2 separate regions of the Homo sapiens genome follow, and region 2 is linked to region 1. A link is a loop called in an ENCODE intact Hi-C map of the cell type or tissue named here. Cell type or tissue: gastrocnemius medialis. All regions are shown on one strand.

The links. A loop is a pair of places that touch in the nucleus more often than their neighbours do. Peaks named below come from ENCODE experiments on the same cell type or tissue, not always from the same donor. Only the 100,000 strongest peaks of a DNase experiment are listed, where the experiment ranks them.
Region 2: it touches region 1 in a loop (2.8-fold over the local background); 1 of 110 quality-filtered maps calls a loop at or near these places.

The regions. Positions count from the first base shown.
Region 1 is chr2:110,772,542-110,775,041 of GRCh38, reverse strand. The region is part of intron 2 of ACOXL (acyl-CoA oxidase like); the gene reads right to left. Among named protein-coding and RNA genes, the nearest start is that of ACOXL, 41 kb to the right of the region's middle. RefSeq lists an enhancer at 2,412-2,500. In gastrocnemius medialis, no CTCF peak of the experiment used is centred here; a DNase peak (open chromatin) is centred at 1,511; H3K27ac peaks cover 2,001 bases.
Region 2 is chr2:111,697,854-111,700,353 of GRCh38, reverse strand. No RefSeq gene overlaps it. Among named protein-coding and RNA genes, the nearest start is that of MIR4771-2, 72 kb to the left of the region's middle. In gastrocnemius medialis, no CTCF peak of the experiment used is centred here; a DNase peak (open chromatin) is centred at 1,343; H3K4me3 peaks cover 731 bases; H3K27ac peaks cover 1,404 bases.

The sequences.
Region 1 (2,500 bases):
GCCAGAAATCATTGACCACCTATGTGAGGTTTTATTTCTAGGGGCTCTTTATTCCATTCCATTGGTCTCTACGCCTGTCTTTATGCCAGTTCCACAGTTTTGATTATAGTAGCTTTGCAGTAAATTTTGAAATCAGGAAGTGAGAGGCCTCCAACTTTATTCTTCTTTTCCAAGATTGCTTTGGCTATTCAGAGTCCCTTGAGATTCCATGTGAATTTTAGGATGAGTTTTTCTATTTCCGCAAAAATCATCTTTGGGATTTTGATAGGAATTGCACTGAAACTGTGGATTGCTTTAGTAGTATTGACATTTTAACAATATGAGGTCTTCCAATTCATGAACATAGGATGCCTTTCAATGTATTTGTATCTCCTTTTATTACTTTCAGCAATTTTGTAGTTTTCCATGTACAGTCTTTACCTCCTTGGTTAAGTCTATTCCTGAGTATTTTATTCTTTTTGATGCTATGATAAGTAGAATTGTTTTCTCAATTTCATTTTGGATTCTTCATTATTAATGCATAGAAATGCAACTGACTTCTACATGTTGATTTTTATCCTGTAGCTTTGCTGAATTTATTAGTTCTAACAGATTTTTTGTGGAATCTTGGGGTTTTCTACATAAAAGATCCTGTCATCTGCTCAGAGAGACTATTTTACTTCTTCTTTTCCAATTTACCACACTTGATTTTTATCCCCAGCATCCATCACCATCTGACATACCAGAAATTTACTTTGTTTATTAGTTTATAGTCTGACTCCTCCCAGACAAAAATGTAAGCTCCATCGAGACAGGTAATTTCTGCCTGCTTTGTTCACTGCCCCTTGAGCAATGCCTGGCTCACTGTAGGTGCTCAATAAACAATTATAAAATGAACGAATCACCTCACCTGGCACACGGAAGGGACTTAGCAAAAGGTAGCGAGAAATAATTATTGGTTTTTTACATAGTATTTCACTGCACGAGTAATAATGAAGGCTTAGATTGAAAAGGGTGTTTTTTAATGCAGAATGGTTGCAGTGTCAAAAAACAAATAGCACCATGATTCCAGCTGCACTGGAATCCCAGGGCAGGTCCAGCTCACTCCCTGCCATGCCCCGCTTTCAAGTAATCCCTGTGGCTATCACAGATGACAACTGCATTCAGGTGCCAATCTACATAGAGGGACTTCTGTAAACAGACCTCTCTGTCCTGTTGTCTCTGCCCAAATCCTCCAAGATATCCCAGGCGGCCAGGGCTGGCCTGACCAAAGTGCTGGCCAAGTGGCCAATGTCCAAGTCTGTGGAGCTGGAGCTGGGACAGGGACTCCTGCCAAAGACAGTATATAGGACTAAGAGCCAGGGGAGCCTGTCACAGCCCACTAGGAGAAGCCTGGGTTCCAGTACAAACAGAAGCCAGAGGCCCAAGAGGGAGCCAAGGCCAGGGCGGCAGAGCCAAGAGCTCAGAGTCTGTCCGTCGGTCAGGAGCCAGTCCTGGGATGGGTGGGGGAGTACAGCGGTCACAGTCTGCAGCACTCGCTGGGGCTGGCACTGGAAGTTGTGGGCAACAGGGTGGGGCCTGGGTGAGTTGGGACTGGGACAGGACAGACATCTCAGCCTCTTGGCAGATTCCTGGCTCAGCTCCTTTTGCACAACACACTCAGGGCTTAAATGTAAACGCTTCCCAGGAAAGGCTGTTTCTTCTCTCAAGGTCTGAGTAGAAAAGTAACCACCCTCCCCGGCATTCCCAAACACCTTCTAAGGTGAGCTGACCTTAGAACATTCTTCCATTTTAGATCTGATCACCCACCTGATATTTCTCCAAATACAAAAATACCTCAAACGGAGATTACCTAAAATTCTGATAAAAATAATAGTCATAATATATGTAATATAAATATAATGCAACCAATGTTCTACTAGTTCCCCTCTGATCTGCTGAGACTGAGCTTCCTGAGAAAATAGTAGACGATTTAGATCAGTGACTCTCAACCTTTATGGTCCCTGGACCTTTTCTGAGGATTCCAAAGAGGTTTTGTTTGTCCAGGCTACAGCTGTCAATTTACCATATTGCATAATTTTTATGAAAAATAGTCATAATTTCAAAAAACTCATGAGAAGAATGGCATTGTTTCACATTGTTTTAGTATCTGGCTCAATAAAAGATAGCTGCCCTTTCATAACTGCTTTTGTGCCATCTGTTGTGATATGTTGTTTTGGTTGAAGTTTATGATGAATATCCAGTGTCTCACATGCAGGTAGTTGGACATATACTTTCCACATAGCACCTGAAAGGGTATTGGGGACACACACGGGTCCTCGGGCCTTACTTTGAGAACCACTGGTTTAGATAACGATGGTGCAACTATGCCCCTCACTCGTGTGGATCATGGGGATAAAAACCAGAGCTCTGGGTGAGAGAGAGAACGGTTGTAGGCTGGTTGGGGGAGGGGAAGAAGGAGTCAGGGGTAGGATCTTCATCATCCAGGTATCTGTCCCCAACCCACACTACACTTGGCTGA
Region 2 (2,500 bases), 930 kb before region 1:
GGAGTGCAGTGGCTTGATCTCTGCTCACTGCAACCTCTGCCTCCTGGGTTCACGCCATTCTTCTGCCTCCGTCTCCCAAGTAGCTGGGACTACAGGTGTCCACCACCATGGCCAGCTAACTTTTTTGTATTTTTAGTAGAGATGGGGTTTCACCATGTTGGTCAGGCTGGTCTTGAACTCTTGACCTCAGGTGATCCACCTGCCTTGGCCTCCCAAAGTGCTGGGATTACAGGCGTGAGCCACCGCGCCCGGCCTCTCTTCTTTAGTCCAGAAGATGGACTGTGTGAAGAAAGTCTCCGCCCAGCCACTGTCCTGAGGGTTTATAAAAGTCCACCTCACCCTTACCAGCTCGAGTTCCTAAAAGGTGAGGAACTTTGTGGTGATAATTTTAACATTACAGTATCTATTCAGATAGGTAGAAAACTGACTTATTCTGTTTATTTTTTTATTTATTATTATTATTATTATTATTTTGAGATGTAGTCTTGCTCTGTCACCCAGGCTGGAGTACAGTGGCGCAATCTCAGCTCACTGCAACTTCCGCCTCCCAAGTTCAAGCAATTCTCCTGCCTCAGCCTCCCAAGTAGCTGGGACTACAGGCACCATATTAGCCAGGATGGTCTTGATCTCCTGACCTTGTGATCCACCCACCTCGGACTCCCAAAGTGCTGGGATTACAGGTGTGAGCCACCTCACCTGGCCTAAACTGCCTTATTTTAAAGCCTTTAGATTGTTATGTGTTTTGGGCATGTAATGCCTATTGAATGAATCTTATGTGTGGTGAGCATAATTATTTCAAAACATCTATGATCCAATAATTCTTTAATATTATCTCCTTGAACTTGCACACTGGCTGTCTATCACTGTTCAGGTGGAAAAGAAAGTAAACTTCTTTAAACAAGTGGCTTCAGGATCACAGTAACATTTGTTTTAGGGCTGTGTGTGTGTGTGTGTGTGTGTGTGTGTGTATCATGTTTTGATACTTAGATGCTTAGACTCAGAGCAGTAGCTCTGCTGGGGACTTAGTGAGTGACGGAATACCAGCAAATGGCCACATGTGGGTGTGCGTTCTCCACGTATGGATCAGAGACCTGGAGCACATGGAGGTTCTGCCAGCTCGCACACCAGCATTCAGCAAGCAGATGGTCCTGGCAATATTTGCAGCCATTGAAAATCATGTTTTCCAAGAATATTTAATGACGGAGAGAAATATGATCTAACGTGAAGTGAATTGCATCAAGACTCTGAACTGTGTACCCAGGATGGTCTGATGAGTCAGCTATAATAACCACAGGCAGGAAGTGGAGCCAACCAAACCCTGCTGACTCATTCCCATGGACGGGGAGAAGGGGAGGAAGCTCCTATAGAAGGTGCCCAGCCCTGGGAAGGTCAGTTAACGCCTGACTGACAGGGTCAGAGGAGGAGGAGGAGCGAGCCGGGCAAGAAAGGGGGCGAGGCTGCTGGGAACAGGACAGGGCAGCACCCCTGCAAAGGTCATCATGTGGACCATTTTCCCAGGTGCCAACCCCAAACTGTCCTACCCTTTTCACTAAAGGGTGTTGGCTGCCGAGCTCTTGTTTGGTAGTTCCTTGAGTGTCCCTTAAAGTCACGTCTACATGCTTTTTAAATTTTAATTTTACAGTACTATTTGAAAGGCAACTTGAATGTGGTCTAGTCCCATAACTAGAGGGTCGGCTGAAATGAATCTATGTGGCTTCAAAAATAAATTGCAAATGTATCTTTCAGTTGTCAACCCTAATAGTTATCAATAACTTGCTTTGGGAAAGATCTTTCATCTCTATGTATTTACTATGATTAGACTCCATTAATACTATTAATATTAATAATAATATTAATCTCTGTGGCCTTTGCAAACAGTGGTGTTTATTTATTTGTAGCTGTTGGTTCAGATAGAACTGAAAAGGAGGGAAAGTGGTTTGTCTTAAGAAGGTGATGAGATGGAAAAGAACACCTTCTGGTTCTGAAGTGACCGCTTTCCACGTGCCATTTTCCCGGCCCTGCTGCCCTGTGACCTCTCCCAGGATCACTTAAGGAAAGAAAGAGGAGCTCAGACTTCCCTTCAGGGGTCTGACACCCTGGGGGCTTGGCTGCCACAGGAGTTTCTTGGCATTCAGGCTGGGGACATCCTAATTCTTGCACCTGAGAGGCCCTGTCTCTCTTCCTCCAACATTACTGACAGGCATCACGGGGTTAATTGGTGTGTGTCTAAGTTCCTTCCAAGGGAAAAGTTGTGCACATCCTTGTTAAGAGGAAAAGGAAAAAAAAAAGCTTGTTTTTTTCAGGAGGTCTACATGTTTATTGTTGAAAATGTGTATATTGACTCTCTGCTATGTATCTTCTTGTTTTTTTAAATTTTTACTTTGAAATAATTATAGACTCATATGAAGTTGTAAACATAGTACAGAGAGGTCCTGGGTACCCTCCACCCAGGTTCCCCCATTGGTTATATCTTATATAATTATAGTACAGTACCCAAACC